Regions from separate parts of the Mus musculus genome. Here region 1 is linked to region 2. Evidence: chromatin loops called from intact Hi-C (ENCODE). Cell type or tissue: left cerebral cortex. All regions are shown on one strand. Each heading gives the region's core, and the rest is flanking DNA. Links, peaks and the distances in the headings are about the cores only.

Region 1 (6,417 bases), core at 1,521-5,520, 240 kb before region 2:
TGTAATCATAGTAAGAGCCTATCAGATAAATAAATAAACGATTAAATAAATGAATAAATAAATAAATGCCAAGAAGTTGGTTCATTGAGTAAAATGCTTACCTTATAAGCATCAGGACCTGAGATTGAGCCCCAGAACCCATGTATAAAAAGCCAAGCCCTGGTAGGGTATACCTCTAATCCCAGTGTTGGTGAGGCAGAGACAGGAGGATCCTGGGGCCAACCAGCCTAGCCTATTTGGCAAGTCCCAGACCAATGAGAGCTCCTGTGTCCAAAGAAAAAGGTGTCCAGTACTTTAATAATGACACAGGAGTATGTCTCTGATCTACATGGATAGAATATTAGTAAAAATTAAGATTCAACTTTCTTCTTCTTCCTTTGCAGTCTTGCTTTCACCTCCCAAGTAATGTTACTATAGGTGAGTGCTTCCAGTGGCTTATGCAGTGCTGAAGATCCAATTCAAGTTTCACTAACATCAATCAAGGATTCTACCAACTGCGCTACACCCTCGGTTCCTAGAACAGTTTCTTTCATTAAAAAAACTGTGTTTGTCCTTGCCCCCAGAGGAGCAGGTGTGGAAGAAGGGCTTCTCTGGGTTCATGGATTGAGTCCAGCATGGTGGAGAAGACTTGGAGCTCATCTGGCTTCTGCTTTCCCACCTCTTCCTCAGTCCAGGCCCCCAGCCAAGGGGATGGTGCCACCCACATTCAAAAACTGTCATCTCGGGGAACGCCAGGGCCAAAGGGGGGGAGTGGGTGGGTAGGGGAGTGGGGGTGGGTGGGTAAGGGGGACTTTTGGTATAGCATTGGAAATGTAAATGAGCTAAATACCTAATAAAAAATGGAAAAAAAAAAAAAAAAACAAAAACTGTCATCTCTCCTAATTAAAACTCTCTGGGCACACTCTCTTTGCCAAGCCTAGGAGGTGTGTCTCCTACGTGATTTCAAACCCAGTCAAGCTGACAAAGGAGATTAGCTCCCACATTGTTTCATTCTCTTCCTCTTAGAAATCTGGTGTGTCTCAGCTTTATGATTGGGGAAGGGGTAAAAGGAGAAAAAAGAGGGCTTGCTCACATCCGCCCAGCCTCTAGTGTCCACTATGGAACCAGAACCGCTAAGAGTGCTTGGAAGTTGCCATGTAAATACGGGGTAGATTAAAAGTCAAAATAAATAGCCGCTCCGAATAGAATGAAAGCTTTCATTCACAGGAGAGGCAAGCCCAGCCAGGAAACGGGTGGCTCTCTCATAGCCAGCAGACACATTGGAGACTGACACAGAAACCCACCATCTCTAAGGGCTACCCTGGTTTGGCAGCTGTCCTTTCCTCTCTACCTGGACAGTGACATGCAGTGTTCTGACTGGGTCTCTCAGCAAGACTTTCAAAGCACAAGGACATGGACTTTGCTCGATGCAATGGATGGGAGGAAACAGCTCCGTGGTATTTGTTGGATAGCCAATCCTTGGGTGGCCGGTAGGTCCCATGCCCAGTGCCCAGTGCTCCATGCTTTCCAGGGAACTGGCTATGGTCATATTTTAAACTCCTTCCTCAGTATGGTAGTGTGATGAGATGTCACCTTAGGATATTTCTGAATTAGATAACTATAGTGTCCTTACAAAAGAGACCTCATGCTGCTGCTGGTGGCACATGTCTTTAATCCTATCACTTGGGAGGCAGAAGCAGGAGGATCTCTGAATTCAAGGGCAGCCGGTCTACAGACCAAGTTCCAGTACAGCCAGAGCTACATAAAGAAACCCTGTCTCCCCCACCACCACCACCACCACCACCCCACGCCGGAATCCTTATCGATCTCCTGTCTGTTCCCACAAGTGAGGATGAAGTAAACTTTACGGACATCAGTTCTGCCTGTGGATGCCTTGATCTTGAACCTAGCTTGCAGAGCCTCGCGGCACACATTGTATTGTTTGTACACTGCCTAGTCTGGAGTACTTTGTTATAGCATCTCTAACAGGCCAAGAGAGGACTCTCGGCTTGCCTTCTGCTTTCCATCTAAAGCAGCTCAGAACCATTCCATACAGAAGAGTGAGCTTCACAAAATGTCCTTGCAGGGAGAACTAAATTACGTTTTCCAGGAGTAGAGAGGTCCGAGACATCTGGTTCACTCATAGCCTGAGTACAGGAACCTCAATTCCATGCCTGTCACAGGGCTGTTACCTAACTAGACCCCAGGCGTGTTCTGTAGCTGGGCCTTTACTTTAAACCCTTGGGAAACAGACGGAAAACTAGAAGGAAGGCTGTAGACTCTTCGTCACGGAGCATGTGCCCTACTTAGTCACTGAGCATGCGCCCTCCTAACCTAGTCACTGAGCATGCGCCCTCTTAACTTAGTCACTGAGCACGCGCCTTCCAAAAGCCCTAGGGAGAATTGATTTAAAAACTGGCAGAGTTGTCCAAAGGGTGACTTAGTCTAACTCAGAGCCCTTTAAACTTCTTGCTCTCAGTCTCTTTTCACTGAGAAATATTTCTGCAACCTTAGGAATTCAGGCACATGAAGAAGTGTACAGATCAAACACGTACTGGTAATAAATCATAAATTTATTTTAAAGTAATTATTTGCTATAAATATAATTTTATCCTTTATTAAAATTAAAGGAAATTTGATATGCTTTATTAATTTTTACATGAAGAATTAAATCTTGGCTGAATATTTGATATTGAAGAATAAGAAGCAGTTTTGACTTTTTTCCCCCCCTAAATTGATTGTTTGGTTATAAAATTGTCACACGGAGCACACCACCTCATATAAGTAAGTAGTACAAAGTAGCAAAAAACTTAGCGTGTACAGTAAAACCACTTCATTTCGTAACATAAGTTAGTCTGAGATCTGAGCCAAGTGTCCTAGGTGTGTGTGTGTGTGTGTGTGTGTGTGTGTGTGCGTGTGTGATCATTCCCGTGGTGCCCCTGGACATCTGACCAGTAGCAGTTATGGAGACCAAGGATACCTTGGATTCATTATATTTGATTTTGAATTAATTTTTGGTTTCGTGCCTCACCATTTGCTAAAATCAGTAACTCAGCTCCCATTTTTTTCGGCCCACGGTTTAAGAAGAGACGGTCTAACCTGGTCCAATTTATGAAGGCCATCTTTCTGCCATACTAACCCTGTTCTCTGTTGTCCTAGAGGAAGATGTCCTTATGTGGGCTTTGAAGTGGGACAGTCCTAAATTTGGCTCATCAATCAGCCGCGTGTAGTTGGCAGGGGCCTAGGTCTCTCCCGGCGGGCAGTGGGGACTGCGGACAGTGGGGCAGCCCAGGGTGGACACTGGCCACCCTTGGTCGCGAGGCGTCGCACCCGTTCTTTTCCCAGAGCAGAGGATTGGGCGAGCTCCCAGGCGCATTCCAGGCTCCACAGCTCCTCCTCTCTCGCCTCCGCCACAGGGCTGGCGCCTCCCCGCGTCGTCGGGACAGTCCCGTGCAGGCGGCTGCGGACTAGTGGCCTTGGAAGCTGCAAGGGACCCGCGCACTGCGGCCAGAGAACAGCGACCTGCCTTCCCCAGCAGCAAGGCTGTGAGTGGCAAGATGGGACCGGGCTCACAGCGCGCGCTTTTCCTCCTCTTGCTGCTCCTCGCCAGCCCCGGAGCGCGGGCTTTCCAGGTCAGTGTCCCCCGCAGTGCGTCTTGGAGTCCCGCTTCCCAAGGAGGTAGCGCCGAGGCCAGGGCATGCCATGCTCCACTCCTGTGCTGGAGTTGGGACTTGGAGCGGAGTCTAGGGCTGGGGTTTGGTTGATGGAGAGAGGAGCGGGGTCCTCCATCTGTCATTGCAGGCGACCTGGGCTGCTGCAGCCCAACGGGAGAAGGTGGCTCCGCGTGGGAATCGCCAGCCCGGGAAAGTTACCCAAGGATTTCTGAGACACTGGTCTTTTGTGGGTCTTGGTGAGAACACCTGGCCGCCCAATTCTGTTAGAGAATGTTCGTGCTCTCCAAACCCAACATTTACGTTTCTAACTGAAATATTCTTGCTGCCACCACACCCTAACCACTCTCAGAAATTCTTACCAGTGGCCTGATGGATCCTCAGGTGGTCCTATCCTGAGCACCCGAAGCCTCAGAGTTGCAATTATATTTTCTTACACACCCATATGAACAGCAGGGTCTTTTCTTTTCTTTTCTTTCCCTTTCCCTTTCTCTCTTTCTCTCCTTCTCTCCTTCTCTCCTTCTTTCTCTCTCTCTCTCTCTCTCTCTCTCTCTCTCTCTCTCTCTCTCCCTCGCTCCCCCTCCCTCCCTCCCTTCCTTCCTTCTTTCCTTCCTTTCTTTCTTTCTCTTTTTTTTTTGACATTTACGTCTCCAAATCCCACTGGATTTATTTGCTTGGCTAGATTTTATAACAATAACAACAACAACAACAATAAGTATTATTATTATTATTTTATTAACCATTGGAAACTGACTTTTAAAATTGAGACTGTAAATAAAAATGTATTTGAGAGACTTTGTATTGTCAGGTTCAGGTCAGCTTCCATCAAACGCGTGTCAGCAGACAGAGGTCCCTCAACGAGAGTCCTGAAGCAGCTTCTTCAACCATGCCAACAGCAGCATAAACAGCTGCAGGATGTGCAGGGAGGCTGGGTGCCTGCTGAGTGTCCAGATCCTTCTTTAAGACCACCCAGTCAGGAAGAAGTGGTATAAATTCCCTCTCTGACTGGACTCTGACCTGATCTTTGTCCATGCTCCATGTTCTGGGGCTAAATTGCTGTGCACTGGCAAGTTTCCCCGGGGATACTGAGAAGTCCCCTGGGGTGCAGCAAGGCTTTCCGAGCCTGGAGAATTTGGTTTAGATCAGACCTGCTCCTGTTAGTGCGGAAGGTAATGAGTGGGAGTCACAGGAAGTTGCTCAACAGCCAAATGGCCAGGACCCAGCCTGGGGCTACTGTGAGCCCACCCACCAGAGCAATGGGATCTCCCTAGTTTTGCAGATTACAAAGCCAAACCAAACCTTCACCCCATGCCCAGTGCCAGAAGCACAGAAGATACATCTCCACTGGGCTCCCCCATCCCAGGCTGCAAAGGGGCAGGGCATGAGAAGAGTAGACGTTCCGGAGACCAATCATCTCGTGATAGTGGGTGGGCATCTGTCCCACGGGGCGAGGTGGGAAATAGTGAGATTAGGGCAACTGGTAATCTGGTGCAGAGGCAGCACTGAGCTTGCCTCACTTTGAACATGCTCTTGCGACACTAAGATCCAATCCCTGCCGTGCCCTGGCCAGGCTTTCTCAGCCCCTCGACGCCAAGCATAGCCTTCTTTATCTGCAAAACATTTGTAGGTGAAACCAGAGGAGGCTAAAGGACCAGACACCCATGTTTGCTCTAGTTAAACTGACCTTCAGCGAATGGTTGGGGCTCCCCCATCCTTCCAGCTCCAGGCTGGGAAGCAGAGGAACGAAGCACATTGGAAGCCTGTGTTACCTTCTTCCTTGTCATCCTTCAGAGCTCTGCTCTGAGAATAACATCTTCCCAGAACCGTGCTGACCTCCTGCTCACATAGCTTTTCACTCTGCCTCTGTTTTCCTGCTATGGACCCCTGAAGGGCAGATCAGCACTGGCCAGTGTCAGACAGTCTCTAGGCAGATCTTGGCTATGCATGACAACCCAAGGAACTTCTAGAAATTCTGATGCCAGTTTTACCTCCAATGACTCTGGTTCGGTTAGTCCAGGCTGCACCTCAGGTAGGGCTAATCTCTCTAGAAAAGACACCTGAGACCCAGAGCAATCCCAACTCTCAGAGTCACAAAGTGGAGTCAGTTACAGCCCAAGAAAAGTTTGGGGTCAGAGGAATTCTCAGTGGACACAGTATGGAACTCACAAGGACCTCAAGTAACGTGGTGTACCTGGAGTCTACCAGACAGTATAGACCCCAAGGTTCTCAGATCCATCTGAGATGAGACCTGCTGGCAAGCAGTAAGGATGGAAATTACCCTCCAGATCATCTCTTTTATTTAGGAGATGGGCTAGGATGGGCAAGGGACTTCATTGGCAGAGGCCAGTGGGCCTCCAAGTGGAGCCAGTGTGAGCTGCCCCGGAGAAGCCCTGTCTGGGGTTCCTCTCTGTCTCTAAATGTTCCCACTTTGCTGACTTTTGTGGCACCTAAGAGTGACATTATAGGTGTGTGTCTGTGTGTGTGAGTCTATGCATGCATGTGTCTGTGGATTCACAATTGCCTTGTGTGTGATGAAGGTGAGTGTGCATATATGCGTATGTCATGGTATGTGAGGGAATGTGTGTTAGTATGTGTGTGTGTGTGTGTGTGTGTGTGTGCTAGTGTGTGTATGTGTGTGTTATTTCATGTGTATATGAATGCATGGTTTTGTCTGTGTGTGTTATTTCATTTGTATATGAATGCATGGTTGTGCGTGCACCCATGCCCATGTGTCAAAGTATTTGAGTACTACAGGGTAAGTATGGAT
Region 2 (6,417 bases), core at 917-4,916:
GCTGTGAGTACAAGCAGGGAACCCCTCTAACATCCCCGTTATCGCTGATGTTCAGGCTCTATACAATAGAAAGTGAATATCAAGGCAGAATTGTAAAAGGCCTGCACAGGTATTGAAGTCACCACCACCAAACTGGAACAGAACCCTCAGCAAAGGTGGTTATTTAAGAAAATCTTGGCTCGATCATTAGTTGAGCTTTTAGCTAATGAGGCAGAAACACATTACAAAGAACATAGGCTTCACAGTGAATATTGAGGGTGATCACCAACAACAGGTCCTAGAGAGAGCAGAGTCTCTAGTTTCCAAAATTAATTAAGATTTCCTAATTTTTGATACTAATTGTGGGGTATACCAAGAGAGAGAAGGACCTACATGGCAGATGGGTAGAGAATGGACCCTATCCCTGAAGAGGCCCGGTGTTGGACCTTCTAAGCAAACCCTTGAATTCACCGATTTCAAGTGTGTTAGAGAACTGAAGGAAGCAGAGCACGTGAGACCAGAGAGGATATCAGTCAGGAGACAGGATGGAATTCTGAATAAAAGCAAGTGGAAACACTGGAGGCGAAAAGTTGGCTTAGCACAGTGAAAAATTCACTAGAAATGATTGGGCATGTTTGACCTGGCCAAAAGGAATCGGCGAATGTGGAGTCAAGTAAGATTTTACGTCTGATGAAGAACAGAAGAATAATTTACAAAGCAGTGTTTTGTAGACCACAAAGCACACCAACATGCACATAGCAGGAACAGTTGAAGGGAGGGTAAAGGAAAATAGGAACATATTGGGAGAAACAGTGACCAAGGCACTGGAGAGAGCTCAGTGGTTAGAAGTACTTGCTGTTCAACCATGATGTCCGGAGTTCAGATCCCAGCACCCATGGTGGGTAATTAAAAAGTGTCTTTAACAACAAAGAAAAGAAAAAAGAAAAAAAAAACCAACAACAACAACAACAAAATGTCTTTAACTCCAGCTCCAAGGAATCCAACCCCTGGCCTCACACATATACATAAATAAAAAATAAGAGGTTTTCTTTAAAAATCATGACCAAAATCTACCTTGCTTTATAAAAATGAACAAATACCATTAAAATGTACCTAAGAGGCTGGAAGATAGCTCAGTTGGTAAAGTGTGTTCCTTGAAGCATGGGGACCTGTTTAATAGTCAACCTTCACTTAAAAAAATTCCAGGCCTGGTGGCACATAGCTTTAACCCTAGCACGGGGGGGGTGGGGGGGGGGCGGAGGGTAGAGCCAGGCAGCTCCCAGGGGCTCATTGGCCAGCCTAACTTCTTCAGTGGCTCTAAGCTATTGACAGTCCCTGTCTCAAAGGAAGACAGAGCCTGCCATCCCCTGGCCTCCACACATAGGATAAATACATACACGTTCCTGTTCATACCTGTAGATACAACATGAAAACACAGAAAGCATCTAAAAGCTCAACAATTCTCAGAAAGGGATTGATTCCCTTCACGTTTTTCAGAGGAAATATGCCATCAACCCTTAAACACATGAAATGATATTTGACACTATTATCCTCTAGGCCCTGGAGTCTAGGAAAATGCTAACCAGGGCTCACAAAAGATACCATTGTGCAAATAATAAGATTGCTATAATCAGAAGATAGTACCAGGTACTAGTAATGATGTTGCTAAGGGGAAATGTGAAGTTGTACAGCTCACTTTAATAGTTTCACAGGGCTTCAGAAAGGTAAACATAGGTAATATGACACAGAAACGTGGTTCTTAGCTCTGATACCTAAGGGAATTGAAAACACACACATAGAAAAATGGATATTTGTAAAAGCCAAACACTAGAAACAGCACGAATTCTGACACTATCCAACCACCTTCCTACCTCTTGCTCTTGATTGCCCAGAAGCAGGCTGGGGTGGCTTCCTTTCTTCTGGGTAGCATGGCCTGGTTACTGCTTGCCGTCCTGCTGATGTGCTTCATGCATTAAGAGTTGAGTAGACATAAGCACAGCCCACAGAATCAATTAAGCAGGGCTCAGAGGGGCTCACAGAGACTGAAGAGACAGTCCTGGAGCCTGTGTGGCTCTGAGCTAGGTCCTCGGCATTCATGTTATGGATGTATAGCTTGGTGCTCTTGGGGGACTTCTGGCAGTAGGAGCAGGGGCTGTCTTGGACTCTCTTGCCTGCTCTTGGGACCCCTTTTCTTCTATTGATTTGCTTTGTCCAGACTTGATATGAGGGATTGTGCCTAGTGTTATTGTAACCTGTTATGCCATGTTCAGTTGATATACCAGGGAGGCCTGCTCTTTTCTGAAGGGAAATAGAGGAGGAGTGGATCTGGAGGAGAAGGGGGGTGGGGAGGAAGATTGGGAGGAGTGGAGAGAGGGGAAACTGCAGTTGGAATGCAATGTATGAGAAAAACTAAACAAAAAAACAAAGACTTGAGAAAGAGGGGGCTGGGGGTGACACATGCCTTTAACCCAGCACTCAGGCAAAGACAATGGACCTCTGTGAGTTCCAGGCCAGCCTGGTCTAGGACAGCCAGGACTACATAGAGACCCTGACTCAAAAAACAAAGAAACAAAAATAAATAAATAAATATTATTTTAATAAACAGACAAGTTGAGAAGAAATGACAGGTTGGTGCCCCACACCTCCATTTTAGTTGAAGCCAAGAATCCAGAGTCTCCTGAGGTCTGCATCAGGGTGCAATAGGAAAACTCCAGAATGGGACAGAAGGGAACCTTTAAAGATACGTCTTGTATCAGGTCCTAATTAACGAATTAAGCTAATATGGGTCACAGAGGTCACACACTAAAGTGGAGCAGGATTTAGTATGGTTTGCAGGTTACAAAACAGCGAAGCCTCTTTCTCTCTCTCCACCCCCACCCCCACCCCCACCCCCACCCCGGTGTTTCAAGACAGCTCTGTGTAACTACTCTGAATGACTTGGAACTCTCTTTGTAGACCAGACTGGTCTCGAACTCACAGATACCTGACCTCCTGATTGCTGGGATTAAAGGCGTGTCTTCATGTCTGCGCGTAGTTTTAACCGGTCTAATCACGCCATGGTGTAAGTTTCCAGTCGACTCTGAGAAAAGAAAGGACCAGTGTGGGGCGGGCCGAACAAGAGGAACTACATTTCCCAGAAGGCCACGGGGTAGGGTGGCTGTGGGGTTGGTCCGGCCATTCCAGCCAGCCACGAGTAGCGTCCTAGCTCCGGTCTCCCGTCCGGGACTGGCAGAAGCATGGATGTCGACGGCCGGTGGCGGAACCTGCCCAGCGGGCCCAGCCTAAAGCATTTAACCGACCCCTCGTACGGGATTCCCCCAGAGCAGCAAAAGGCAGCTTTGCAGGACCTGACGCGGGCGCACGTGGACTCCTTCAACTACGCGGCGCTGGAGGGGCTGAGCCACGCGGTGCAGGTGAGTGCCGTGCACTGCGCTCCAGAGCTCTACCCTTGGCCTGGGGGGTCCTGGAGCGTCCCTGCGGTTGGGAGAAGTGGCCGGGGGGTGGGGGGGTGAGGGGTGCCTACAGTATGACCACAAATAGGGACGTGAACTCACCCTGCATTGCTTTGGGTAGTTCAGAGAAAAAAAGCAACTCATAAGCCTAGTGGTGTAGGGAAACTTGTATTTGTGACTCCTGGATTTATATATGAGTACGAGTCTGGTTTGGGGCGAACCATTTCTGGGTACTGTGAGATGAGAGTGAGGAAGTGATCTTTTTGGAACTGTGTTTTCCACCATTCCCAGCACTCGCGCCTTTTCACACCTGGAGTCTTACGTTCTAAAACTACCTCACAAGGTTCCAAGCTGATCAGACAGACTGCAGCAAGCACATCCTTCAGTTTGCTTCCCTTAAAGTTTTCTTTTTGGGGCGGGAGAATGGAGACGGTTCGAGATAAGGTTTCTCTGTGTAGCGTTTGCTGCCCTGGAGCTCCGTGGACCAAGGCTGGCCTCGAACTCAGAGATCTGCCTGCCTCTGCCTCCCGAGCACTGGGATTAACAGTGTGTGCCACCATCGCCCGCTTGCTTGCTTGCTTGCTTTCTTTCTTTCTTTCTTTCTTTCTTTCTTTCTTTTTTTTTTTTTTTTCTTTCGAGACAGGGTTTCTCTGTATAGCCCTGGCTGTCCTGGAACTCACTGTGTAGACCAGGCTGGCCTCGAACTCAGAAATCCGCCTGCCTCTGCCTCCCGAGTGCTGGGATTAAAGGCGTTCGCTGCCCGCTTTCTTTCTCTTTAAGAATTTGCAAGAGGAAAACTTGCCACCTGTTCTGAGTTGGTCATGTTGAGGAAGATAAAAAGTCCAGGGGAATCATTGTAACAGTGGTAGCAGAGTAAGGACGGGGAAGGTCTCTTTTTGTTGGCATCTTTAGTTTTTCCTGGCACGGCACTCTGAGAGTAAGACACCTCTCAGGTGTAATTGCTCCTCACTTTGGATGTTGGTTGTGTAACGGTAGCAGGCACCAGCAAGCAGTCAGTGCCATATTCTTTGAGAACTGCTCTAAGATGTGGCGCTTTCTGAGTCAGGAGTACAAGGGAAATGCTGCGACTAATCCAGGTGTTTAGAAAGCTCTGCATTAGATAAGGCTAAGGGAAGAAGATGGTGCCCTCCCTCAGGAGGCAGGGTAGGTTCAGGGAGAGAAATATGTAGTAGACAGTACCCTGAGCTTTCGTTACCAAACAACTGTATTGTGAGAACAAAGGATGGGGATATGTTGGAGAGCTTTGACTGCCAGACTGAGACTTGACAATATGGAAGCCATTTAGAACTCTTCGAACTGCCAGGCTTCAGTGTGAGGGAATAAAATATACAAAGCTGAGCTTTTAGATGAGAAGAGTTTCCCTATACTTGCCCCTGAAAAGCAGAGAAGGTAGATGCTTAGCTCAGCCTTTTCTGTGTCCGTAGAACCTACTGCAAATCAAATACATAGCGCACCATCCAAAAAGTTAAATAGTTGGCCAAGTTACCAGTTGGTTGTAACTTTAGTTGTCCCTTTTGGATTTGTTGCATTGGTGTGGTAGATGTCAGTGAGTGTAGACCACAAGTGGTGATTTCGGGGAGTCTTAGTGAAAAGTGCGTTGAAAAATGCAAGTGATTTAGCAGCGTGAATTGTCTTTCAGGCCATACCTCCCTTTGAATTTGCTTTCAAAGATGAGCGCATATCTCTTACCATTGTGGATGCTGTCATCAGTCCACCCTCAGTGCCCAAAGGGACCATCTGCAAAGATCTCAACGTTTATCCAGCTGAGTGTCGTGGCCGAAAGAGCACCTACCGAGGGAGGCTGACGGTGAGCATTTAGTGACATAGTGACAGCAGGTGGCTGTCCCTGCACACTTCTGAGACTAGGGCTGGTGCCACTGAAGTGATTGTATCTTCATCTAAAGGGACTGTGTGTCATCCAAAACATGAAGTCACTTCCCTGTGGCCTCTTCCTCCTTGTAACATGCTCTTTTGTGAGGCTGGGGAGATGGCTCAGTGGTTAGGAGCACTGCCTTTTCTTCTAGAGGATCAGGGTTTGGTTCCCAGCACCATATGGTGGTTCACAGCTGCCGGTAACTCCAGTCCCAGCAGATGTAATACCCACTTCTGGCCTCCACTGGTTCAGACACACATCTGGTGCATAGCCATACATGCAGGCAAAGCAGTCAAAATATAAACAAATACAGCTAAAATTTTATTTAAATATTTATTCTTGTAGGTCATGATATCTTTTTTTTCTTTTATTCCCATTTAGGCTGATATCAGCTGGGCCGTGAATGGAGTCCCCAAAGGGATCATTAAACAGTTTCTCGGCTATGTTCCCATCATGGTGAAGTCCAAGCTTTGCAACTTATACAACCTTCCTCCTCGAGTCCTCATTGAGCACCATGAGGAGGCAGAGGTGAGTGCAGGGATCGAGGCTGTGGGGCAGCAGCGAAGGTGAGGAAACAGGAGGCTGGACCACTGGTGTCATCATGTCTGTACTGTGCGTGGCTCTTACCACAGTCTGTTGAAGCCGTGTTGAGCCTGTGCATGTGTGAAACTTAAGTCTGCCGACAAGCTACACTTTCAACTCAAATTCTCTTTTATTGCCTTCCTTCCATCCTTTTTATTTTGGGAGGTGGGATGCGAGGGGTCATGCTGTATAGCCGTGGCTGGCCTGAAACTCACTGTGTGGATCAACTCACAGAGATCCACTTTAATGCACGTCGTCCACCCCACCCTGGGATTAAAGGTGTATACACCCAAGCCTGGCTATGTCATTATTGTGGGTGGCCAAGGGAGGTGGGGAGGGGGGTCAGTTTAGTCACTTGGTATCCTCTGACCACATGTAGAGGTCAGAGGATCAGAGGACAGCACGCCAGGTGTTGGTCAGGGCGTGGACTCAGGTTGTCAGGCTCCACAGCAAATTCCTTTACCTGCGGAGCCATGTTTCTGGTCCTAGGTTTCCGAGTTATCCATAGAC

Evidence for each region. Peaks named below come from ENCODE experiments on the same cell type or tissue, not always from the same donor. Only the 100,000 strongest peaks of a DNase experiment are listed, where the experiment ranks them.
Region 1: it touches region 2 in a loop (2.0-fold over the local background); 1 of 42 quality-filtered maps calls a loop at or near these places.

The regions. Positions count from the first base shown.
Region 1 is chr2:128,860,537-128,866,953 of GRCm38, forward strand. Fbln7 (fibulin 7) reads left to right here and starts at 3,396. Exons shown (of 8, transcript NM_024237.4): 1 at 3,396-3,611. The coding sequence starts at 3,537. In left cerebral cortex, for the core only: a CTCF peak has its summit at 3,306; a DNase peak (open chromatin) is centred at 3,418; H3K4me3 peaks cover 934 bases.
Region 2 is chr2:129,097,872-129,104,288 of GRCm38, forward strand. Polr1b (polymerase (RNA) I polypeptide B) reads left to right here and starts at 3,125. Exons shown (of 15, transcript NM_009086.2): 1 at 3,125-3,392; 2 at 5,092-5,259; 3 at 5,707-5,853. The coding sequence starts at 3,216. It overlaps Gm46764 (predicted gene, 46764), which reads right to left and starts at 3,072. Exons shown (of 3, transcript NR_168333.1): 1 at 2,963-3,072. In left cerebral cortex, for the core only: no CTCF peak of the experiment used is centred there; DNase peaks (open chromatin) are centred at 3,100 and 3,647; H3K4me3 peaks cover 1,442 bases; H3K27ac peaks cover 215 bases.